Regions from separate parts of the Homo sapiens genome. Here region 1 is linked to region 2. A link is an interaction called in ENCODE POLR2A ChIA-PET data of the cell type or tissue named here. Cell type or tissue: PC-9. All regions are shown on one strand. Links, peaks and the distances in the headings refer to the core of each region. The heading gives the core; the rest is flanking DNA.

Region 1 (12,516 bases), core at 4,065-12,064, 420 kb after region 2:
TAGGTTCTTCAAATCAGTTAGTGTAATGCCTCCAAGTTTGTTCTTTTGCTCAAGAACAAACTTTTGCTCAGCTTATTTACCTGGCTTTACTCTAGGATGTGGTGTGATAGGTAGCATGGAGAATTTTGGATTCTCAGGGGTAGGTTCAATTCCTATATTCTAGAAATAAGAGGATTTTAACCTCTATTGTTTACTCTATCAAAGTAATTCTTTTGTGAGATGTATTGCTTTGGCTATTTGGGGTCTTTTATGGTTCCATATGAGTTTTAGGATTTTTTTTCCTATTTCTATGAAAAATATAATTGATATCTTGATAGGGATTGCATTGAATCTGTAGATTGCTTTGGGTATTTATGGACATTTAAAAAATATTAATTCTTCCAATCCCTGAACATGGGACATCTTTCCAGTTATTCATGTCAATTTCTTTTATCAGTGTTTTATAGTTTTTAGTGTAGAGATCCTTCACCTCCTTGGTTAAACTTATTCCCAATATTTTACTATTTTGTACTTTTTTAGGTAGTTCGTTGTTAACATATAGAAAGGCTACTGATTTTTTTTTCTTGCATGTCTTATGTCCCCTATAGACTGAAAGCTCCAAGAAGCCCAAGAGCTGACCCTTCTCTGAATCGCCCCCAGCTATATACCCAAGCATTGCATTTCCTAGTAAGTTTGTCGGTTCAGAAATATCTGTAGAATTAATAGGTTAGTACTATTTGCCAGAGAGAGTCACTGCGGTCTAAGATTGGGTTGAGAACTTTTTTTTTTTTTTTATGAGACAGACTCTCACTCTGTCACCCAGGCTGGAGTACAGTGGCGCGATTTCAGCTCACCACAACCTCAGCCTCTCAGGTTCAAGCAATTCTTCTGCCTCAGCCTCCCAAGTAGCTGGATCACAGGCGCGTGCCACCATGCCTGGCTAATTTTTGTATTTTTAGTAAAGACAGGGTTTCACCATGTTGATCAGGCTGGACTCGAACTCCTGACCTCGTAATCCACCCACCTTGGCCTCCCAAAGTGCTGGGATTACAGGCATGAGCCACCGCGTCCAGCCTTTTTTTTTTTTTTTTTTTTTTGAGAGGGTTGAGAACTTTGAAAGGGTCAGAGACAAATCTGAAAATGTCCCTTCCTCACCCTCAGTATGGTTTGTCCTATGGGCCCTAAGAGCCATTTGATGGAGGATAGTTAGGGGTCTTTTGGGGAACCTGATGAGCCCATGTATGTTCTTAGCTGTCCCTTCTTTCTAACCTTCTTTCTGATGAGAAGGAAAGGAGATCACCAGTTCTGCAGGGGGCAGGGTGGCTCAGGGCCTGGTCTGGTTGGTAGGAGTGGTACACTGGCAGAGGGCGTGGCAGGGAGTGCAGAAATACAAGGAAGGGCCTCTCCTCGGGGAGCTCCCCTTCTAACAGTATAGGGAGTCCCCTCCTCTTCACAGGGAATGTTCAAGAACACAATGCATTGCATTTGGAAATACTGATCTTGCAGGAGGCACTTGTAGAAGACAGAACAATGAGGCTGCACGAGTCCAGGAAAGCTTGTCCGAAGAGTTGCTCTGGGGCCAGACAAAGGCAGAGCTTTGAGGGTTGTGTTGAGGGCTTTGGTCGTTCCCAAAAGCAGTAGGAGGTCGTGGGAAGATTTGAAGTGGGAAGAACACCATCAGATTTATAGTTTTAGAAGGTTGCTATGGTGGAGCTCCTTGGAAAAGTGTTTGTGGCAAGGAAAATACAAGATAAGCCGGGAACATCTTATGGCAAGAGAGTGCTTAAAAAAAAAGGAAGCACTGGCCGGGTGTGGTGACTTAAGCCTGTAATCCCAGCACTTTGGGAGGCCCAGGTGGGTGGAGCTCTTGAGGTCAGGAGTTCGAAACCAGCCTGGCCAACGTGGTGAAACCCCATCTCTACTAAAAATATAAAAATTAACCAGGTGTAGCAGCACACACCTGTGGTCCCAGCTACTCAGGAGGCTGAGGCATGAGAATCGCTTGAGCCGAGATCACGCCATTGCACTCCAGCCTGGGCAACAGGGCAAGACTTGTCTTAAAAAGAAAAGGAAGCATGTTGAAAGAAGGACCCAACCTGAAAGATTCTCAATGGCCAATGGCCATAGCTGGAATTTGAGCAATGAAATGTGATAATATTATTGGATTATAACCCAAAGATTAAAATAAATATCCAGTTCATCCATACCAATATAAATACATGATTAAATGGGATGAAGGGACAATTATTCCTTATAGAAAACTTGCAATTAATAAATATAGAAGGAAGATAAGAAATTGAAAATTATGTTTTAGAGCACCATAGTAATTGCTACAAGCAAGATCCACTGATTTTGGTAAAAAAATTGCTGGGTGAAAATTTAAGGAGAAACAGGATATTTACATAGTCCAAAGTATTGCCCCCAAAAATATTTAATTACAAAAGGAAAAATAGTGACTTTATAATGGAGAAACCAATTAATAGATACTGCCTAACCAAGTGATGAGGTTAAAACATCACCAGGAACAAGAAACCTTGATATCATGTGTGTCCTCAGATATAATGCCCTGGGGAAGGCATATCACCTCCGTGGTATTCTTCTCAAAGCATATAACCTCAGTCTAATTAGTGAGAACATCAAACAACCCAAATTGGAGGACATTCTCCAAAATGTTGACCAGTCCCTTCAGAAGTGTTACAATGATGAAAGGTAAGGAAAGGTCGAGGGATTGTCATGAATTGTAGACACTAAGGAGACTGGGTGACCAAGTACCCTGTGGAATCCTGGATTGGATCTTGGAACAGAATATTGATAGAAAAACGGATAAGATCCATATAAAGGCTATAGTTTCATTTTCTAAAAATTGTTCTGCTAAAGAAAGATGTGGAACCATGAGAACGTGCTACTATGTCTTTTTTTTAAGTATGTATTTATACATAAAGTAACACATAGGCACACAGAAGAAGAGGTGGAAGAGGGGTGGGAGGAGCAGGGGAATGTAATAGGCAAGGGAAAAGTCATCCAGGAAGAAGTGGATACCCTCAAGAAAGTGAAAAGACAGCCCACAGAATGGAAGAAAATATTTTCTTTTTCTTTTTTTTTTTTTTTTGAGACGGTGTCTCACACTGTCGCCCAGGCTGGAGTGCAATGGCACTATCTCGGCTCACTGCAGCCTCCACCTCCCGGGTTCACACGGTTCTCCTGCCTCAGCCTCCCGAATAGCTGGGATTACAGGCGCACACCACCACACCCAGCTAATTTTTTGTATTTTTAGTAGAGACGGGCTTTCACTATGTTGGCCAGGCTGGTCTCGAACTTCTGACCTCGTGATCCGCCCACTTCGGCCTCCCAAAGCGCTGGGGTTACAGGCTTGAGCCACCACACCCGGCTGGAAGAAAATATTTTCAAATCATATATATATATATATATATAAATATAAAATAAAGGACTTGTATCTAGAATATGTAAAGAATTCTGAAAACTAGGCTGGGCAAAGTTGCTCATCCCTGTAATCCCAGTGCTTTGGGAGGCCAAGGCAGGAGGATTACTAGGAGGAGTTCAAGATCAGCCTGGGCAGTATGGCAAGACCCTGTCTTTACAAAAAATTTTAAAATTAGCCAGCTGTGGTAGTCCTAGTTACCTGGGAGGCTGAAGTGGGAGGACCACTTGAGCCTAGGAGTCTGAAGTTACAGTAAACTATGACTGTGGCAGTGCACTCCGGCCTAAGTGATAGAGCCAGATCTTGTCTCTTAAAAAAAAAATGTAGGCCAGGCGCAGTGTCTCATGCCTGTAATCCCAGCACTTTGGAAGGCCGAGGCGGGCAGATCACTTGAGGCCAGGAGTTGGAGACCAGCCTGGCCAACATGGTGAAACCCCATCTCTACTAAAAATACAAAAATTAGTCAGGTGTGGTGGCACATGCCTGTAATCCCAGGTACTCGGACGGCTGAGACAGGAGAACTGCTTGAACCCAGGAGGTGGAGGCGGCAGTGAGCTGAAATCGCGCCACTGCACTTCAGCCTGAGCGACAGAGTGAGACTCCATCTCAAAAAAAGTAAAAAATAAAAATAAAGAATTCTCACAATTAGATAATAAAAAGACACAATCCCCAATTTAAAAATCAGCAAAAATTTGAAAAACATTTCTCCAAGGAAGAGATGCAAATGGCCAATAAGCACATGCAAAGATGTTTAACATCATTAGTCATCAGGGAGGTACAAACTCAAACCACAATAAAATCTCACTTCACACTTACTGGGTGGCTGGAATCAGCAGATCAAATAATAAGTGGTGACGGTATGGAGAAATTGGAACCCTCATACACTGCTGGTGGTATTATAAAATGGTACACCTGCTCTGGACAACAATCTGACAGTTCCTCAAATGATTAAACCTGCAATTATTATATAACCCAGCAATTCTACTCCTAAGTATATACCCAAGAGAAAGGAAAACATACATCTATACAAAAACTTGTGTAGTGATCCACATTTGCAGGGTCCAACCAACTGTGGGCCAAAAATATTTGGGGGAAAAATCAATTAAAAAATAACAATAAAATAAAAATAATACAATAATACAGTAACAACTGTTTACATAGCATTTACACTGTATTAGATATTATAAGAAGCCTGGAGATGATTTATAAAGTACACCAGAGGAAGTGTTTAGGTTTTATGCAAATACTGTACCATTTTTTATATAAGGGACTTGAGCGTCCTCAGATTTTGGTTTTTGCAAGGGACCTAGATCCAATCCCCTGGGGATGCCAAGGGATAACTACATAAATGATCATAGCAATATTCATAATAGCTAAAAAGTGAAAACAAGCCAAATGTTCATCAGTAGAATGGATGGATAAACTGTGGCTGGCCCATACAGTGGAGCACTGTTCACCCATACAAAGGAATGGAGGCTGGGTGTGGTGGCTCATGCCTGTAATCCCAGCACTTTGGGAGGCCAAGGAAGATCACCTGAGGTCAGGAGTTCGAGATCAGCCTGGACAACATGGTGAAACCCCGTCTCTACTAAAAATACAAAAATTAGCCAGGCGTGGTGGCGGGCGCCTGTAGTCCCATCTACTCAGGAGGCTGAGGCAGGAGAATTGCTTGAACCTGAGCGGCGGAGGTTACAATGAGCCAAGATCACGCCACTGCACTCCAGCCTGGGCAACATGAGTGAAACTCTGTCTAAAAAAAAAAAAAAGATGAAAACCAAGCAAAAAGAATGGACTACTGATACGTGCAACAACATGGATGAACCTTGAAAACATCATGCAAAGTGAAAGAAGCCAGTCGTAAAAGGCACCAATGATATGATTGAATTCACATGAAATGTCCAGAATAGGGAACTCAATAGAGACAGAAAATAGATGAGTGGTTGCCTGTGACTGGGTGGGGAGGGGGCAGTGTTAAGGAAAGGAACAATAAAAGCTAATAAAAGTGTTCTAAAATTAACCATGTTGATGATTGCACGTATCTCTGAGTATACTAAGAACCACTGAATTGTACACTTTCAGTGGGTGAATTGTGTGAGACATGGACTGTCTCAAAGCTTAAAAAAAAGTCCAGGAGGAAGTGGTCACAGAGGTCTTATACCTGCGATGGCAATGAGGACTGAAAAATATTGTTTGGATTTAGCATCGTGGTGGTTACCACTGAAGTCGGACCAGGTTAAGGGAACAATGAGAAGATGGTTTTGGGATTTTCTTTTTTGTTTTTTGAGAAGTTTGGCTTTGAAGTATCTAGAGTATTTTTTGAAATTTGGCAGTATCTGGGAAAATGTCAAGCAAAGATTGTTGTTTTTGTTTGTTTAAGAGAATAAAAAGGGTCCCTCTTTGTCGCCCAGGCTGGAGTGCAGCAGTAGCCGGGTCATAGCTCGCTGCAGACTCGGAGTCCCTCAAGTGATCCTCCCACCTCAGCCTCCCAAGTAGCTGGGACTACAGGTGTGAGCCACTGTGCCCAACGAGAAGATTGTTTTTAAGATTTAAAGATTTTAAGTTTTAAAGGGTAGATGAGAAAGCTGTCTTCAGGAGGTAGATACTGAAGACGTAAATGGGGAAAGTCTGGGACAAGCAGGACTGGCTTTGCCCGGGAGCAGGCAACTCATCTGCTGTAATAGTGGATGAGGAGGTGGGGAGGGTTCCGAGGGGGATGGGAGGGTGGCGGCAGGAGGTGTGAGGGGGTTCCCCTCTGCTGGCTTTAATCCTCTGGGGAAACAGGAGGGTGGTAAGCCAGAAGTTATAGGAGAGTGGAGAGGGTGTGTGCTACTCATGGCACAGAATGAGAGAGCAGCTCTCTTACTTGAGCTGGGCAGGATTGCCAGGCTGGACTGACAGTGGGGCTGAGCTGGCCTTCTGTGGTGGGGAAGAGAGTGAGAGAGCGCGTAAGCACAAGCCTGGGGACAGGAGTCCCTTTGCAACACCCACTCCTTGTGGAAAGAAGCATTGTCCTAGAATACGCAAGTTGAGGAATCCCAGGGAACTTCTTGAGCTCGCATGTGGCTATCTAAAATTAAATGTAAAATTCAGTTCCTCAGTTGGACTAGCCACATTTCAAGTGTTCGGCAGCCAGGTGTAGCTAATAGATAGCTTCCATGTTGGATAGTACAGACTAAGCATGTTCATTATTACAGAAAGTTCTACTGGACAGCACTGTTCTAGAAAAATGACTCCAACTTTTTGGTCTGAGGACCCTTCTATACGCTTAAAACTTGAGGACCCCGAAGAGCTTTTGTTTATAAATGTTATACTTACAGTTATTTAATTAATTTGTTTAAAAATAGCAATAAACCCATCACATGTTAACATATTTTATTTAAAAATTTAATTGTATATGTTCCAAAAACACAAATAATAATAAGTCATTGTTCTCTATTTTTGCAAATTTCTTCTGTCTGACTTAATAGAAGGAAGCTGGCTTCTCCTGTCTGCTTCGGTATTCAATCTTTTGCGGTATCACACAGCATAGTATCTGGAAAATGCCACTGTACACTCAGGAGAGAATGAGAGTAATAAAGGCAGATAGTGTCTTAGTAGTAGTATTAGGAAAACAGCTTTGACCTTACAGACCCCTGGAGAGGGCCACAGGGTGCCTAGGCCCCACTGTGGGAACCACTGTGGCAGAACAACAACCACTTGGCGTGAAGAAACTCATCTCGGGGAGACGGAATGATTTGCCTAGTCACACAGCACATAAGTTAATTGCAGAGTTCGAACTGGACTCCATGCCTAGACTCTTCTGCCTTCCGGTCTAAGGCTGTTTCCAGTACCCTCGGCTGGGCTAGGACGGCCTGGGCTGGACTTTTGGGAGTGGGGCCTGGGCCACTTGGCTGCAGAGCCCCTGGTGTGTGGTCCTATAAATAAACCCATTGTGTCGGCACCCCTTCCCTCTCCCCACCCCCTTCCCTCCCCCCACCCCCGGCAGCTGCTAGTTTTGTTACTGGGTTATGCTGTGGACAGGGAGCAGGAGGGCTCTGAGGGAGGGGAGATGAGGGATGTTGAAATCTGGAGGCCTTTGGGGCTTATAACACGACTGCCCTTCCTTCTTCCCTTCCTGGAAGGGCCGAGGACCTATCCTGCAGCTGGTTTGGAAGAACTCACACCATGGTGGTTGAGGTGCTTGGAGTGCCTGTGAAACGGAAGTTGGGGGGATGTAGGGGGCCCCTTCCAAGACAGATGCCTCTCAGAAGGGCTATTGTGTCTCCAGTACCAGTTGTCAGGAGGAGGGAAGGAAATTCTTGTCTGCCCTCTTACCCTGAATGGGGAGGAGACCAGTTGGAATTCTCAGGGCTGAAAGATGCTTTGGGTCAGGGATTAAGTGGCCCCTTTCAGGCTAGAAGTGCCCTGGGAGCCAGGCCTCAGTCCTCCTATCCCTCCCCACACTCCTCAGCAGCCCAGGGCTGATCTTGGCTGGAAAGGGTGTTTGCTGTGGGGACAGAAGTTGCTGTTTACAAGTGGATTCTTGGGTGTGACTGGTAAAAGGGCTGGGAGGGTAAGAGGGATTCCAGAAAGCAGCTGGGGAGGGTGCGGAGGGAAGCGGTTGGTGTTACGGGTGATTCTGTGATTAAGTGAGCTCTCCATCTCTGCCTTCCTACAGCTGCCCACCCTCCCCCACTCCTGGTCCCTGGCTTCTCTCCCTAGAGGACTCTGGGGGGAACAGCTGGTGAATGAGGGGCTCACCAGGGGCCAGGAGGCCTTGGCTAAGGGCCGGGGTGAGGGAATGAGGACAGGCTTGCTGCCGCCTGCCTCTCCAGCCCCTTCCTCCCATGCCTGGTCTCTGTTCAGGGAGGGGTCTTGCCTGTGCCCTGCTGGAGAGGAGGTAGGAGCCACAGACCCCTTCTGGTCTGGCTAACTGAAAGGCCAGGACAGTAAGATCTCTTTGGAGGCCCTGAAAGCCCCTGTCCCCTCCTGGCTTTAAGGGGGAAGGGAGAGCTGGGGCCCTCCGTGACTGACTTGGCTGAAGAGATGGTGGTCGCCCAGGTTACCCAGAGACCCCTGAGCAAGTTTCCTCCTTCCTCGGCCCTGGCTGCCTGAAAACTGGCCCCCTCCCCACACCCTCTGAAGGACGAGCCAGAGAGGACTCCGCTCTTCTCCCCCCTCCTTCTCTCCCTCCCCCTGCACTGAGGTCACCTCCCTCAGAATCAGGCCTTTGTGGATGGCAATTCCGGCGGGAGAAGCCTCCAGTTCAAGTTAGAGTTCCCAGACCCTGCCTGGCCGGCACTGTGTGTCCAGACCCAGCGTCCCAGACGTGTTGGGGCCACCAGAGGAATGTCTGAAACCAGAGCCATTCCAAAAACCCGAAGCCTGGGGTTTTCCCTGCCCCAGGTCGGGCTGAGCTCATGGCTGTGAGCAGGAGCTGTGGGTCCTGAGGGAGGAGGCGGTGCTCAGCCCCTGGGGAGGCAGCAGGGACCACCACTGCGAAGCCTGCCTGGGCAGGCATCCCCCATGAGAGGCAGGCAGAAAGCCCAGACTCCAGAGGGCCACATTCCTGACTTGGCTTCGATTTGGAGCTGGTGGTGGTGGTCTCTCTCTGGATCTTGACCTTCCCTAGAGAAGGGTAAGGACGCAGGAAGTTTTCTTTAGAAATCTTGAACTCAGACTCTGGGCCGACTCTCATGGCCCGTGCTCCTCCCCACCACCAAGCTTTCCTGCAGGTCTCTTCCCCGTGACAGCTTCCTGCCCTCCACTGTGACGGCCCTGCAGATGCAGAGGAGGCCCCCTCATCCTGGGCTGACCCCAGACCCCCTCGCTGTGAGGCCAGAAAGTATTTCTCCTGAAGAGGGGCTGAGTCCTAGCCCCACTCCAGCTGGGGCACTCTGAGAAGAAGAACTGTGACCACTGGCTGGCTCATAAATCGGAGGGTCTCCCCCATTCTCAGTGGAACTCGGGCCTCCTGGCCTGGGATTCACAGGGGCTCAGCTGTGGATCGGGGCCATGCCTGGCTTTGTGTGGAGTGTGTGGGGTCTCCATGCTCCTCAACACAGAAAACCACTGCGTGCACACATAGAGAGTCCGCAGCCAGTCCTCACAGCCTGGCCTTGCTCTTAACCTGGATGCTTTTTTATTATTTTGGGAAAAGATACTCTACATTGTTTCGTTGTTGCTTTCTTGTGAAGAACACAAATCTTAGGGTTTCCCGGTCCTTAGCGTTATCCTTTTCCAGACCCCGAATGCTGCCTTCTTCATCCCATTCCTTTCCCTCACCCTCCCAACTTTTTTCTCTTCCTCCACAGCATACCTCAGCCACACCCTAGCCCCTCTGATGGTGAGGGGATTGAGGGACACGCTGGGGACCGATGGGCAGGTTGCTGCAGGCAGTGGGAGGACAGTGGCCCAGAGACCAGAGTTGTGGGTGAGGGTGGCACTGGTCAGATGCTGGAGGTGACCTGAGACATTCTGGGTTTCACCCCATTTGAGTGTGGGAAGGAAGATAATTCTTAAATATTTTTCATTTTTTTTCCAGGCCTGTATATTTCTAAGTCTATCAAACGTGATAATGTTATGAGCAAACCAAGTTAAATATGATACATTTTTATGATGTTAAAATAAAAAACTTCAGATTATTATACAGTATTAACAATAAGCATTAGAGGCCAGGCACAGTGACTCGTGCCTCTCATCCCAGCCACTTGGGAGGCTAAGGCAGGAGATCACTTGAGCCCAGGAGGCCAAGGATGCAGTGAGCTATGAACGTGCCACTGAACTCCAGCCTGGGCAGTGAGGTGAGACCCTGTCTCTTTAAAAAATAAAAAAATCAGTATTAAACAGGTCTTCCTTTTCCTCCAAGTGTTTTCAGAAGTCCCCTTCCCACTGTTGTGTACACACACACACACACACACACACACACGAAGAAGCATTCTCTCTTTTCACTGTAATCCCAGCCCCCAAACATCCAGCTGCTTCTCTTTCTGGGGTATAGAAGAGAAGAGGGAAGGCAAGGCTGGCCCTGGGGCTGGAGGGCCGGCTGGGAGGAGTTGGAGAGGAGGCCTCTGAGGGCAGGGTGGGCAGAGCAGCATTCTGAGATCTTCAGGTGCCCCTATAGCGGAGACCCCTGGGTAAGGGCCCTGGGACTCGGAGTCGGCCTCTGTGTGAACGGACAAGGTAGCAGCAGGCTCCACAACAACCCCATAGCTTTGTACTGTGCCTCTGTCAGCAGGTGATGATATGAAAAGTCTCCATTTATGGAATTCACGCCAGACACTCTACATATATTATCTCATTTTGTCCTCCAACAACCCTTTGGGCTAAGTGTTCTTATCCCTGTTTTACAAGTGAGAACAAGAGAAAAGAGATTCTTTAGTGTCAGATTTCTAGCCCAAGTTTCTAGCCTCCAGGGAGCCTTAGGGCTGTACGGAGCTTAAATGTCTGTTTTACTGTGGAGCTTACAGTGAAGCTTGGGTGTGTGCAGAGGAGTGGGAAAATCTAGGCCTGTCTGGTGTGCTTTGTGAAGTAGTCATGTGACTTGGGCAATATCCTCTGCCCCAGAGCCTGCCTCCTCCCGCAGGCGGGTGCTCCCCTTCCAGGGTTGTTAGGAGAACTGGATGGGATGGTGTGGAAGAAAGCGCCTGTGCTATTCATCACACTGGGTAAACACAGTGTGTGCAAGTGTAACTTTCTGTTCCTCGGTTTCCTCATCTGAAACACAGGCACTGATAATAGCATTTAACATTGTTGTGGTTAACTGTTGAGCACGAGGCAAGACAATGTATGTTGTAGAACCGGGTTGTAAAGTACCAGGTGTGACTTTTCAGTCTCCTCTGTTGTCTGATGATTCCTGGCTGAGAGATGGGGACCTTTGCACTGGCTCTTTCTGCTGTCCCAAATGCTTTCCCATTCCAGGATTTCATCTGGACTTCATTCAGGTCTCTGCTTAATTGTCATCTCTCAGTGCCTTATCACAACCCAACGCTGTACATTGTCGGCCTCGTCCAATAGAGTGGAAGCATCATAGCGGCTGGGCTGTCTCTGGCTGTTCGTCCCGTGTCCCAGTGCCTGGCACATAGCAGGAGCCCAGTAAGTGCGTGGCTGACGTCTTTTTTTTTTTCTCCACAGGCAAGGTGACCGTTCTGGATGCTAGAGTGAGTGTGCCCACCTGCGTAAGGGGGCAGAGACAGGTGAGGGGCTTTGGGGCCTGTGCATGCTGGGGGTGGGAGAGGCACCCCTGGGCTCCACTGTGGAGGATAAGGAAGCAAGCACTCAGATGGCTCGATGGTGAGCTGCTGAGGACACCTCTCTCCTATAGTCCAAAAGCTCCAAGCCTTTTTATTTTTGTTTTGAAACGGTCTTGCTTTGTTGCCCAGGCTTGAGCACAGTGGCGATCATAGCTCACTGCAGCCTCGAACTCTAGGGCTCAAGGGATCCTCCCACTTCTTTTTTTTTCTTTTGGTAGATGCGGTCTCAGTATGTTGCCCAGGCTGGGCTTGAACTCCTAGCCGTAAGCCATCCTCCCACCTTGGCCTCCCAAAGTGCTGAGGTCACAAGGCATAAGCCACCACGCCCAACCCCATTTTTCTTTTGTGGGGGCTTCAATGGCACAAGGGGTAGTCAGTGATGGACCAAGCTTCCACCCTTTTATAATAGGAAGGGTTGCCCATCTACTGGAAACCTCCACAATATTTGTATGAAAGAAAAACAGCATTTTTCTCTAGCAGAGAAATTGGAACTCAATTGGAAGATGAAGACTAGTCAGTTCAAGCTAGCAACAATGGCAATGGTTTGGTGGGGTGGGAGGATCCCATGGTGTGATGCAGGTCTGAGCCCTGGCCGTGCTGGATGTGGTCATGAGCTTCGTCTAGTCATCAGTCTGTCTCCTACATGCCAGGGATCCCACCAGGAGGCATGTGAGTTTGGATGGGGAGGCAAATGCAGTGTTCCTGCCCTCACGGAGTTGACTGTCTGGTGGGGGAGGCTGGTGTACAATCTTGCAGGAGCATCGCCTGGGAGCCCTGAAGGATGAATAGGGAGGAGCTGGCCAAGTCGAAAGGAGCGGGTGGTGTCAAGAGACCCCAGCAGAAGGACCATCGTGCACAAAGAGCCTG
Region 2 (12,516 bases), core at 2,408-10,407:
AACACTAGAGTTCTTTGTGCACCCTATATACATGAGACACTTTCTTGCCTTGAGGCCTTTATGCATGGTGTTTTTCTGTTCCTGGTATGCTTTCCTCCCTTCCTTTTGTCTGGCTAACTTCATCTGGTCAAACTTCACATCTCAGCCTACAGGTCATTTTCTCAGTGAGGCGCTCCTTTTAAAAATTTTTTATTTTATGTTATGTTATGTTATGTTATGTTATGTTATGTTATGTTATGTTATGTTATGTTATGTTATTTTGAGATAGAGTCTCACTCTGTTGCCCAGGCTGGAGTGCAGTGGCGCCATCACGGCACACTGCATCCTCAAATTCCTGGGCTCAGGTGATCCTCCCACCTCAGCTTCCTGAGTAACTGGGACTACAGGCGCATGCCACCAAGCCCTGCTAGTTATTTTTTTTTTAAGAGATGGGGTCTCGCCATGTTGCCTAGGCTTTTCTCAAACTCCCGGGCTCAAGTGATTGGCCTGCCTTGGCCTCCCAAAGTGCTGGGATCACAGGCTTGAGCCATCGTACTCATCCATTTGTTTTTAGCTGACAAAGAATAATTTTACATATGTATGGGGTCCAATGTGATGGTTTTTTGTTTGTTTTTTGAGACAGAGTCTCGCTTTATCACCCAGGCTGGAGTGTGGTGGTGCTATCTTGGCTCACTGCAACTTCCTCTTCCCAGGTTCAAGCGATCCTCCCACCTCAGTCTCCGAGTAGCTGAAACTACAGGTGTGCACCAACGTGCCTGGTGGCTAATTTTTGTCTTTTTAATAGAGACGAGGTTTCTCCATGTTGCCCAGGCCAGTCTTAACTCCTGGCCTCAAGTGATCTACTCGACTCAGCCTCCCAAAGTGCTGGGATTACAGGCATGAACTACCACATCCAGCCAATGTGATGTTTTAATACATGAATACATTGTAGAATTATCAAATCAGGCTAATTAATATAAGTGAGGCTTTCCTTGATTTCCTCTTCCTTTCTCAATTGTGTTCCTTTGTTATTTAATAATACCCTGTTCTTTTTTTTCAAAGGACTTACCACTCTGTGTGTGTGTATGTGTATGTATATTTGTGTGCTTCTGTTTTTAGTGTCTAAATTGTAAGCATCGGAGAGCAGATATTATGTCTGTTTTGGTTATTTCTTTCGTTACTTTTTCTCTAGTGCTTGGAACATAGTAGACAGCAATAAGTATTTCTCGAATGAAAATGTCAGCTTCTCTGAATTTCTCTCTGAAATGGAGAAAGGGAGAAGCAGAATAGTATGTATCACATTATCTCATTTTTGTTACTTAAAACTCAAATATGAGTTGCAAATATTTTCTCCCACTCCATGGGAACTTTTCACTTTGTTGATAATGTTCTTTTTTTTTTTCTTCATGATTTTTTTTTTCTTCGTGAGACAGAGCCTCGCTCTGTCGCCCAGGCTGGAGTGCAGTGGTGCAATCTCAGCTCACTGCAACCTCCACCTACCAGGTTCAAGCGATTCTCCTGCCTCAGCCTCCTCAATAGCTGGGATTACAGGTACCCACCACCACACCCAGCTAATTTTTATATTTTTAGTAGAGACGGGGTTTTACCATGTTGGCCAGTCTTGACTGACCTCAAGTGATCCACCTGCCTCGGCCTGCCAAAGTGCTGGGATTACAGTCATGAGCCACTGCACCCGGCTTGTTGATAGTGTTCTTTGATGCGCAAAAGTTTTTTTTGTCTTTTTTTGTTTGTTTTGTTTTGTTTTTTTTGAGACAGAGTCTTGCTTTGTCGCCAGGGCTGGAGTGCAGTGGCGCAATCTCGGCTCACTGCAATCTCCACCTCCTGGGTTCAAATGATTCACCAGCCTCAGCCTCCCAAGTAGCGGGGATTATAGGTGCCCACCACCACACCTGGCTAATTTTTGTATTTTTAGTAGAGACAAGGTTTCGTCATGTTGGCCAGGCTGGTCTTGAACTCCTGACCTCACATGATCCGCCCACCTTGGCCTCCCAAAGTGCTGAGATTACAGGTGTGAGCCACCATGCCAAGCCTCAGAAAAGTTTTTAATTTTACTGAAGTCTAGTTTGTTTTTTCTTTTGTGCCTGTGCTTTTGGTGTTGTATTCCAATAAGGCATTACCAAATCTTGTAATGATGAGATGATCAAAAGATAATAAAAAATTAAAATAAGATGAAAAAATAAGAAAAACAAGAATAAGAAAGAAAAACGACAAAAAATAAATTTCAAAAAATCATTGCCAAATCCAGTGTCATGAGACTTTTCCCATATGTTTCAACCAAGAGTTTTATAGTTTCAGCTCTTATAGTTAGGTCTTTGATCCATTTGACTTAATTTTTGTATATGGTAGTCCAATTTCATTTTTTTGCATGTGGCTATCCAGTTTTCCTAGCACCATTTGTTGAAAAGATTTTCCTTTCCCCACTGGATGGTCTTGGCACCCTTGTCAAAAAATTATCTGACCATACATGTAAGGGTTTATTTCTGGGCTGTGTGTTCTGTTCCATTGGTCTGTATATCTGTCTTTATGCCAGTATCATACTGTTTTGTTTTAACTGTGGTAAAATACACAGTATATAACATAAAATTTACCATTTTAACCACTTTTTTTCTTTTTTTTTTGAGACCGAGTCTCACTCTGTTGCCCAGGCTGGAGTGCGGTGGTGTGATCTCAGCTTACTGCAACCTCCACCTCCCAGATTCAAAGGATTCTCGTGCCTCAGCCGCTCGAGTTGCTGGGACTACAGGCATGAGCCACCATGCCCAGCTAATCTTTATATTTTTAGTAGAGATGGGGTTTCACCATGTTGGCCAGGCTGGCCTTAAACTCCTGACCTCAGGAGATCCGCCCGCCTTGGCCTCCCAAAGTGCTGGGATTACAGGCGTGAGCCACTGCACCTGGCCAACCACTTTTAAGAACACAGTTCAGTGGCATTAAGTACATTCATATTATTGTACAATCACTACCACCTTCCCTTTGTCCTTTTGTTGCTGCACAGTATTTCATTATACATATACATTATAATTTACCACTCCTCTGCTAACGGACATTCAGGTTGTTCTCAGTCTTTTGCTGTTATATTTAATGCTATGATAAATAATCCAATATTAAAATCTTTTTTTAGTGTATCTATAGGACAAATTCTGGGAGCAGAAAGAATTGGTAAATTATAACATTTGTGCTTTTATAATTTTGGCAGATATTAAAGAAGGCATAGACAAAATGCCTTCTATAAAGGTTTTACCAATTTACCTTCCCACCAGCAATGTAAGACAGAACCTGTTTCCCCATACCCTCACCAATGTCCCATATTAGCCTTTTTTGTTTGTTTATTTGTTTTAAACAGAAGTTCGGTGGTACAATGACAGCCCACGGCAGCCTCGAACTCCTGACCTCAAGCAATCCTATCGCCTCCACTTCCCAAAGCGCTGGGATTACTGGGATTACAAGCATGAGCTACCCAACCCAACTGCATATTAGCTTATTAGCTGTGTGCGTGTGCGTGTGTGTGTGTGTGTGTGTGGTTTTAAGGAGCAGAGAGTCTTTAATAGGCAAGAAAGACGGAAGAAGCAGCTTCCCCATACAGAGACAGAGGGAGAAGGACTCCAAGCCGAGAAAGGGAACCCCCTGCATATTAGCTTTTTAAGAAAATCTTTTCCGGCCGGGTGCGGTGGCTCACGCCTGTAATCCCAGCACTTTGGGAGGCTGAGGCAGGCGGACACCTGAGGTCAGGAGTTGGAGACCAGTCTGGCCAACATGGTGAAACCTCATCTCTACTAAAAATACAAAAAGCTTATCCGGGTGTGGTGGTGCGTGCCTGTAATCCCAGCTACTTGGGAGGCTGAGGCAGGAGAATCACTTGAACCTGGGAGGCAGACGTTGCAGTGAGCCGAGATCACGCCACTGCACTCCAGCCTGGGCGACAGAGTGAGACTCCATGTCAAAAAAAAAAAAAAAGAAAAAAAAATATTTTCCTACTTAATAGGTAAAATGTTGTTAGCATTGTTTGAATTTGCATTTTGAGGTTGAACATCTTTTCTGTTTAAGAGTCATGAGATGTTCTTTTTGTGAACTGTATGTTTTTGTTTTTTTTGAGATGGAGTCTGGCTCTGTCACCCAGGCCAGAGTGCAGTGGTGCAATCTCGGCTCACTGCAACCTCCACCTCCCGGGTTCAGGCGATTCTCGTGCCTCAGTCTCTCTAGTAGCTGGAATTTCAGGTGCCTACCACCATGCCTGGCTAATTTTTGTATGTTTAGTAGAGACAGGGTTTTGCCAGGTTGGCGGGGCTGGTTTCCAACTCCTGACCTCAGGTGATCCACCCACCTCCATCTCCCGAAGTGCTGGGATCACAGGCATGAGACACCGCACCCAGCCGTGAACAGTATGTTTATATCTGCCTTTTTATTTATTCAGTTGTCATTTTCCTGCTTATTAGTAGTTATTTATATTCTAGGGAAATTAATTTTTTGTCTGTAATATAAGTTGCAAATATATTTTCAGCTTGTCAATTGAATCACAGCAGTTCTAATCCCACTTTCTTCCTAGTTATGGTCAACGAAGTGCCAGAAATTTTTGGTAGCCCTTTTACCCTACCCCATTAGAGAGTTCTGCTCAATTGCAGAGCAGTACTACATGGCGACTGAGATGCTTGTTAATATCTGATTATTAAAATTAGACAGTGATAGGATTGGGGGCTGGGCACGGTGGCTTACACCTGTAATCCCAGCACTTTGGGAGGCCAAGGCTGGTGGATCACTTGAGGTCAGGAGTTCGAGACCAGCGTGGCAAACTTGGTGAAACCCGTCTCTAGTAAAAAAACAAAAATTAGCCGGGCATAGCGGTGCACACCTGTAATCCCAGCTACTCAGGAGAATCACTTGAACCCGGGAGACAGAGGTTGCAGTGAGCCGAGATTACACCACTATACTCCAGCCTAGGAGACTGAGCAGGACTCCTTCTCAAAAAAAAAAAAAAAAAAAAAAAGTGATAGGATTGGAAGACCCTTTATGTAATACTCTTTCTTGGCTGGGCATGGTGGCTCATGCCTGTAATTTCAACACTTTGAAAGGCTGAGACAGGAGGATCACTTGAGCTCAGGAGTTTGAGACCAGCTTGGGCAACATAGCGTGACCCTATACTAAAAAAAATTTTTTTAAATTAGTCGGGTGTGATGGTAGACGTCTTTAGACCCAGCTTCTTGCAAGGCTGAGGTAGGAGAATTGCTTGAGTCCTGGAGGTCAAGGCAAGCTACAGGGTCTTACTCTGTAGCTCAGGCTAGAGTACAGTGGCATGATCGTAGCTCGCTGCAGCCTCAACCTCCCTGGCTCAAGGAATCCTCCTATCTCAGCCTCCCCGGTAGCTGGGACTGCAGGCGTGCACCACACCTGGCTAATTTTTGTATTTTTCGTAGAGACAGGGTTTTACTGTGTTGCGCAGTCTGGTCTCGAACTCCTGGGTTCAAGCGATCCGCCCAGCTCGGCCTCCCAAAGTGCTGGGATTACAGGTGTGAGCCACTGCACCAGGCCTGAGGCTGCTTTTTTTCTTCTTCTTTTACCTCCTACTCCAAATGCCTCATGAATTCTGAAATTCTACCTTTAGGCAGAGGACAGTGCCCTTTTCTAGGGGTGGGGCTGAGTTCTGCTAAGGCAGGCCCAAGGAGAGGCACATAATGGTGATTCTCCACGTGGTGGTGCTGACTTCAATGCATGACTCAGAGGTCTGGAGGAAGCCAGGTTAAGGTTGTTCTAGGGCCAGGCATGGTGGCTCATGCCTGTAATCTCAGCAGTTTGAGAGACCAAAGCAGGCGTATCTCTTGAGGCCAGGAGTTCGAGACAAGCCTGGCCAACATGGTGAAACCCTGTCTCTACTAAAAATGCAAAAATTAGCCAGGTGTGGTGGGGCATGCCTGTAATCCCAGCTACTTGGGAGGCCGAGGGATGAGAATCACTTGAACCCAGGAAGCGGAGGTTGCAGCTAGCTGAGATCGTGCCACTGCACTCCAGCCTGGGCAACAGAGCAAGACTCTGTCTCAAAAAAAAAAAAAAAGGTTGTTCTGGGTGGTCTGGAGATTTGTGCAGCTTGTACCTGCACAAATCTCCGGACCACTTAGTCTTTAAATGGAGAAAACCTGTTCCTCCTTGAAAAGAACTTTAATTTTTTTCTCAGAGGTCTTCCAATCCAAGTAATAAAAATGACAAAATGATAAAAGTAATAACAAATAATTATTTATGAAATCTAAGATGTCATCAACTATAGCTGTGCCACTATTTTTGCATCTCTAAGAAAAAATGCTGATTAAACTAATCACTGCTTATTACAAACTTTTCTCACATATCACTCTTGTGCATATGTAAAATAATTTTTCCTTAAATGCCAAACATAGTATGATCTTTTAAAAGACATTTTTAAGTGGCATTTAAAACATATAATAATAGCTGTGTGCTGTGGCTCAAGCCTTTAATCCCAGCACTTTGGAAGGCTGAGGCAGGTGGATCACATGAGGTCAAGAGTTCAACACCAGCCTGGCCAACATGGTGAAACCCTGTCTTTAGTAAAAAATACAAAAATTAGCCGGGCATGGTGGCACATGCCTGTAATCTTAGCTACTTGAGAGGCTGGGGTAGGAGAATGCTTGAACCCGGGAGGCGGAGATTGCAGTGAGCCGAGATTGTGCCATTGCACTCCAGCCTGGGCAACAAGAGCGAAACTCTGTCTCAAACAAAACAAAACCATGTAGTACCATCAAATACTTTTAACTGAGTTAAAATGACAATATCAATAACTTACACTAAATTCAACATGTACAGGCAATGTGACTATCTCTCAACCATTTGGCTGAGAACAATTGTAAGATATCAGGCATAAATATGGGAGGGGAAATGTATATGTTGGAATTAATGCATTGCTGTATGGACTTAACTAATTTCAAAATGTTTTTACACATGATTACATTTAATCTTCCTGGCAATCCTGAAAGTAGATTGTAACTTCTTTCTAGATAAGGAAACTGAGGCTTAGAGAGATTAAGTCACTTGCCAGAGATCACAGTTAATAAGCAGCAAAACTGGGGCTTAAAGCCTAGACTTTCTGCTCTATCCAATTGTTTCAGCATTTGACCTTATCCACGGGGATCTTGTTGTTATATCAGAGCAGATGACTGGAATAGCTGCAGGAAGTGAGGTCTGCTCTGATTTACAGCTTCTTCTGATAGAGTTGATTAAAAGCAACTGCTGGCAGAAATAGGTATGCAGACTGTTTTTTTGGGTTTGTTTGTTTTGAATCTCGCTCCGTCACCTAGGCTAGAGTGCAGTGGCGTGATCTCAGCTCACTGCAACCTCCGCCTCCTGGGTTGAGGCGATTCTCGTCCCTCAGCCCCCCGAGTAGCTGGGATTATAGGTGTGCGCCACTATGCCTGGCTGATTTTTGTATTTTTAGTAGAGGTGGGGTTTCACCATGCTGGCCAGGCTGGTCTTGAACTCCTGACCTCAGGCGATCCACCCACCTCGGCCTCTGAAGTGCTGGGATTACAGGCATGAGCCACTTCACCCAGCCCAGAACTGGTTTTCTTAAAGATTAAAAGTGGCTGGGGGGCTGGGCCTGGTGGCTCATGCCTGTAATCCCAGCATTTGGGGAGGCTGAGGCCAGCAGATCACTTAAACTCAGGAGTTTGAGACTGGCCTGGTCAACATGGTGAAACCCTGTCTCTACGAAAAATACAAAATTAGCCAGGTGTGGTGGTGTGCATCTGTGGTCCCAGCTACTCAGGAGGATGAGGTGGTGGGATCACTTGAGCCCTGGAGGCGGAGGTTGCAGTGTGACAAGATCACGCTACTGAACTTCAGCCTGGGTAACAGAGGGAAATCCCATCTCAAAAAAAAAAAAAAGAAAAAAGAAAGTAGCCGGGCTGGTGGCTCATGCCTGTAATCTCAATACTTTAGGAGGCTGAAGCATGAGGATCACTTTAGCTCAGGAGTTTGAGACCAGCCTAGGCAACATGGCAAGACCCCATCTCTACAAAAATAAAAAAATTAAGCCAGGTGTGGTGGTGTGCACTTACATAGTCCCAGCCACTCAGGAGGCTGAGACAGGAGGTTTGCTTGAGCCCGGGAGGTCAAGGCTGCAGTGAACCATGATGAACCATGGTTGTACCACTGGATTCCAGCCTGAGCAACAGAGTGAGACCCTATCTCAAAAAAAAAAAAAAAAAAAAAAAAGCTGGGCACTCACTTTGGGAGGCCGAGGCAGGTGGATCACTTGAGGTCAGGAGTTCGAGACCAGCCTGGCCAACATGGTAAAACCCCATCTCTACTAAAACTACAAAAATTAGCTGGGCATGGTGGTGGGTGCCTGTAATCCCAGCTGTTCTGGAGGCTGAGACAGGAGAATCACTCGAACCCGGGAGGTAGAAGTTGCAGTGAGCCGAGATCGCACCACTGCACTGCAGCCTGGGCAATAAGCGTGAGACTTCATCTCAAAAAAAGATAAAAAATTGAAAGAGTAAAAATATAAGTTTAATTTGAGACATTCTTTCCTTCCCTTCTCTGAAGGTACCAGAAAGCAGCTGAAGAAACAAACATGGAGAAGAAGAGAAGTGTAAGTATTCAGAAATTCCAGGGCATGTGGCACTTCTTGAGCAGAATTGTGTGGCCAAGCCACCTGCAGCCTCTGTGGGGCTTGGGTTCTATGTCAGCTGAGTGGACATTTGTGCCAGCTGGTGTGATCTCTGAGCCATTTGCTCAGGACAACTTGGCTTAGTGCAGGGAATCTTATTTTTTCACTGCTTTTCTCCTTTTGAACCACTTTTTCTTTCCTGTGTTGAGTGAAGGACAAGAGGCCAAATGCTTGCCTGAGGTTAGTAAAATGGCTTCTACTCAAATGAGAACACAGGGTTTCCTAGGTGGTCTTCCTTTTTTCCAAATCAGACAATCAGAACTTCTACATCTGTGCATTTAAATGGTAGTAGCTGTGCAGCTGTTGTCATCTTCTGGGTTTTTTGTTTAAAGCAAACTTCTTGACCCAATCTAGTTAGCAAGTTTCCTAGCTGCAGGATCTACCAAAGACAAAAACCTCCAGAATAAACTCTCTGCTTCTACCCGTTCTCTAGTCTCCGTGCTTGCTAACTTCCGGTGAGGCTGAATAATACATGTCTTTTGAAATTTTACTTGATTTAATCTTGTGAGGAAAAAAACTCATATGTTTGGTCAATAATTCCTTAATTCGGATGGCATTACAAAAACATCCTCCTGGCAGTTTTCAGTAGCTAACCTATTTAAATTAGTGCATAATATGTTCCTGTAAATTTGTTCTAAGGCTAAGGTCCTTGGCTTCATTTTCCTGTAATTAAAAAATGGGTCTCCTCTGGTGCATTATAAGAAAAAACTGGCCGGGTGCGGTGGCTCACGCCTGTAATCCCAGCACTTTGGGAGACCGAGGCGGGCAGATCACGAGGTCAAGAGATCGAGACCATCCTGGCTAACACGGTGAAACCCCGTCTGTACTAAAAATACAAAAAAATTAGCCGGGCGTGGTGGCGGGCGCCTGTAGTCCCAGCTACTCGGGAGGCTGAGGCAGGAGAATGGCGTGAACCTGGGAGGCGGAGCTTGCAGTGAGCCGAGATCACGCAACTGCACTCCAGCTTGACTCTGCAGTCAGCCAGAGCGAGACTCTGTCTCAAAAAAAAAGAAAAAGAAAAAAAGAAAAAACTACCATTACTTTACTCAACTGCTGGTTTCTTTTCTTCCTTCCCTCTTGCCTCTGTTTTTCCCCCAACTTGCTCCTTTCTTTCTTCCTTCCCTTCACTGTCATCCATTTAACAAGTTTTCACTGAGCACCTACTACATGCCAAGCACAGACTACATCCCAGCCCTCGTGGAATTTACATTCTAGTGCAAAAGACAGACAATAAAGAAATTGTGTCAGTATGGCTGGGCGCGGTGGCTCACGCCTATAATCCCAGCACTTTGGGAGGCCGAGGCAGGCAGATCACCTGAAGTTAGGAGTTGGGAGACCAACCTGGCCAAGATGGTGAAACCTTGTCTCCACTAAAAATACAAAAATTAGCTGAGTGTGTTGGCACATGCCTGTAGTCCCAGCTACTCTGGAGGCTGAGCCAGGAGAATCACTTGAACCCGGGAGGCAGAGATTGCAGTAAGCCGAGATAGCACCACTGCACTCCAGCCTGGGCGACAGAGTGAGACCCCGTCTCAAAAAAAATAAAAAAATTTAAAAAAGAAATTGTGTCAGTAGTGATTAGTGCTGTGGAACAGCATGAGGCAGGTAAGGAGGATAGAGTCTAGGGTGGTCAATGAAGGCCTGTGGTGAGGAAACGTTTGAGCAGAGATTTGAAGACATGAGCCAGGGAGAAGAGTCAGGCAGAAGGAACCGCTTGTGCGGATGTCCTCAGGCAAGAACAGTCTTGGTGTGTTTGAGGAATAGAAGAGAAAGGTCAAATGGTGTCATTGTAAAGACCTGGGCTTTAACTCTGAATGCAAGGAGGCCTTTGGAGAGGGTTTATATGCAAAGGAGTGATGTGGTCTGACTTAAATTTTTTTTTCTTTTTTTATTATTATACTTTAAGTTCTAGGGTACATGTGCACAACATGCAGGTTTGTTACATATGTATACATGTGCCATGTTGGTGTGCTGCACCCATTAACTCGTCATTTACATTAGGTATATCTCCTAATGCTATCCCTCCCCGCTCTCCCCACCCCACAACAGGCCCCCGTGTGTGTGATGTTCCCCTTCCTGTGTCCAAGTGTTCTCATTGTTCAATTCCCACCTGTGAGTAAGAACATGCGGTGTTTGGTTTTTTGTCCTTGCGATAGTTTGCTGAGAATGATGGTTTCCAGCTTCATCCATGTCCCTGCAAAGGACATGAACTCATCCTTTTTTATGGCTGAAGAGAAGGCTCTAATCCCAGCACTTTAGGAGGCCAAGGCGGGAGGATCGCAGGAGGCCGAGGTGGGAGGATTGCTTGAGGCCAGGAGTTCAAGACTAGCCTGGGCAACCTAGTGAGACCCTGTATCTCTATTTTTTAAATGTAAAAAAATAGAAGGAAGAGAATGTAGAGGAACAATAATGGCAGGAGCATGGAGACCAATTAAGAGACAATTATAATGATTTAGGCCAGGTATAATATGGTTTGGACTAGAGTAGTAGCAGTATAGGTGTTGAGAAGTGGTCAGGATGTATGTTGAATGTAGAGAGAAAGAAGAATCAAGAATGGCAGCAGTGGCTCTGCCACAGTGGCTTGTGCCTGTAATCCCAGAACTTTGGGAGGTCAAGGCAGAAGGATCACTTGAGGTCAGGAGTTCAAGATCAGCCTGGGCAATATAGCAGACCCCATCTCTATTACAAAAAGTAAAAAATAAAAGAATAGCAACAATGTTTTTGGCCCAAACACAATTAAATTAAAATACCATTAATTGAGATGGGGAAGACTACAGTAAAAGCAGATTAGAGAGGGAGAAATAGTAGAAGCTCAGTTTTGCACATGTAAACTGTAACATGTTTTATTAAGACATCCAAATGGAAATGTCAGTAGGAACTTGGATACTATATAAAAATCTAGAATTGGAAGAGATCCCCGCTGCGGATAAAATGGACATGTGTCAAAGTGTCAGTGGTACTTAAAGCTATGAGGTGCATGATATAAGCTAGGAAGTGAGTGTAGACAGAGAAGTGGTCTCATGACTTAGCTCAGGGGCACCTTGGTGTTTAAAGGTTGGAGATATAAGGAGTAACCAGCAGAGGAAACAAGTGCCAGAAGCCGAGTGAAGAAAGTGTTTCTAGAAGGGGAGTTAACAGAATCAAACACACAGGTAAGCTGAGAATTGACCATCGGATTTGGCAACATGAAGGTCATTGGTCATCTTGTGTTGTTTGGGAGTGGTAGAATAGAGGCCTGAATTGGACTAGGTTCAAGACAGTGGGTTAAGAGAAGTTGACCCCACGAGTATAGACAATCATATGTGGAGCATCTCTTATGTTCCAGCTCCTGAAGACACAAGAAGAATAAGATGTATTCTCTACCTCCAAAGGGACTGTTTAGAATTTGGAAAATAGAATTACAACCCAGGTGTGATAAGTACCATATCAGGCCCGGCGCGGTGGCTCAAGCCTGTAATCCCAGCACTTTGGGAGGCCGAGGCGGGCGGATCACAAGGTCAGGAGATCGAGACCATCCTGGCTAACACGGTGAAACCCCGTCTCTACTAAAAATACAAAAATTAGCCGGGCACGGTGGCGGGCGCCTGTAGTCCTAGCTACTCGGGAGGCTGAGGCAGGAGAATGGCATGAACCCAGGAGGCGGAGCTTGCAGTGAGCCAAGACCGCGCCACTGCACTCCACACTCCAGCCTGGGTGACAGAGCGAGACTCCGTCTCAAAAAAAAAAAAAAGAAAAAAAAAATTACCATATCAAATAAATACTCAGAGTGGGCTGGGGGAGAATTTAGGAGGGATCTGAACTGTGCTACATCTAGAAAGGCTTCCCAGAAGAGGCAGTGCCTGACTCAA

Evidence for each region. ChIA-PET counts read pairs that join two places held together with the same protein. Peaks named below come from ENCODE experiments on the same cell type or tissue, not always from the same donor. Only the 100,000 strongest peaks of a DNase experiment are listed, where the experiment ranks them.
Region 1: POLR2A ChIA-PET joins it to region 2 with 26 read pairs; 2 of 35 experiments call an interaction of 5 or more read pairs at or near these places.

What each region holds. Positions count from the first base shown.
Region 1 is chr12:49,805,056-49,817,571 of GRCh38, reverse strand. NCKAP5L (NCK associated protein 5 like) reads left to right here. Exons shown (of 13, transcript NM_001037806.4): 2 at 11,531-11,592. It also overlaps the pseudogene NMTRQ-TTG6-1. Among named protein-coding and RNA genes, the nearest start is that of NCKAP5L, 17 kb to the left of the region's middle. In PC-9, for the core only: no CTCF peak of the experiment used is centred there; no DNase peak of the experiment used is centred there.
Region 2 is chr12:50,227,739-50,240,254 of GRCh38, reverse strand. It overlaps LIMA1 (LIM domain and actin binding 1), which reads left to right. Exons shown (of 11, transcript NM_016357.5): 3 at 8,545-8,590. MIR1293 (microRNA 1293) reads left to right here and starts at 6,043; the gene lies at 6,043-6,113. RefSeq lists enhancers at 4,398-4,897, 4,898-5,399, 7,837-7,886 and a silencer at 5,601-5,740. In PC-9, for the core only: no CTCF peak of the experiment used is centred there; a DNase peak (open chromatin) is centred at 5,674; H3K27ac peaks cover 422 bases.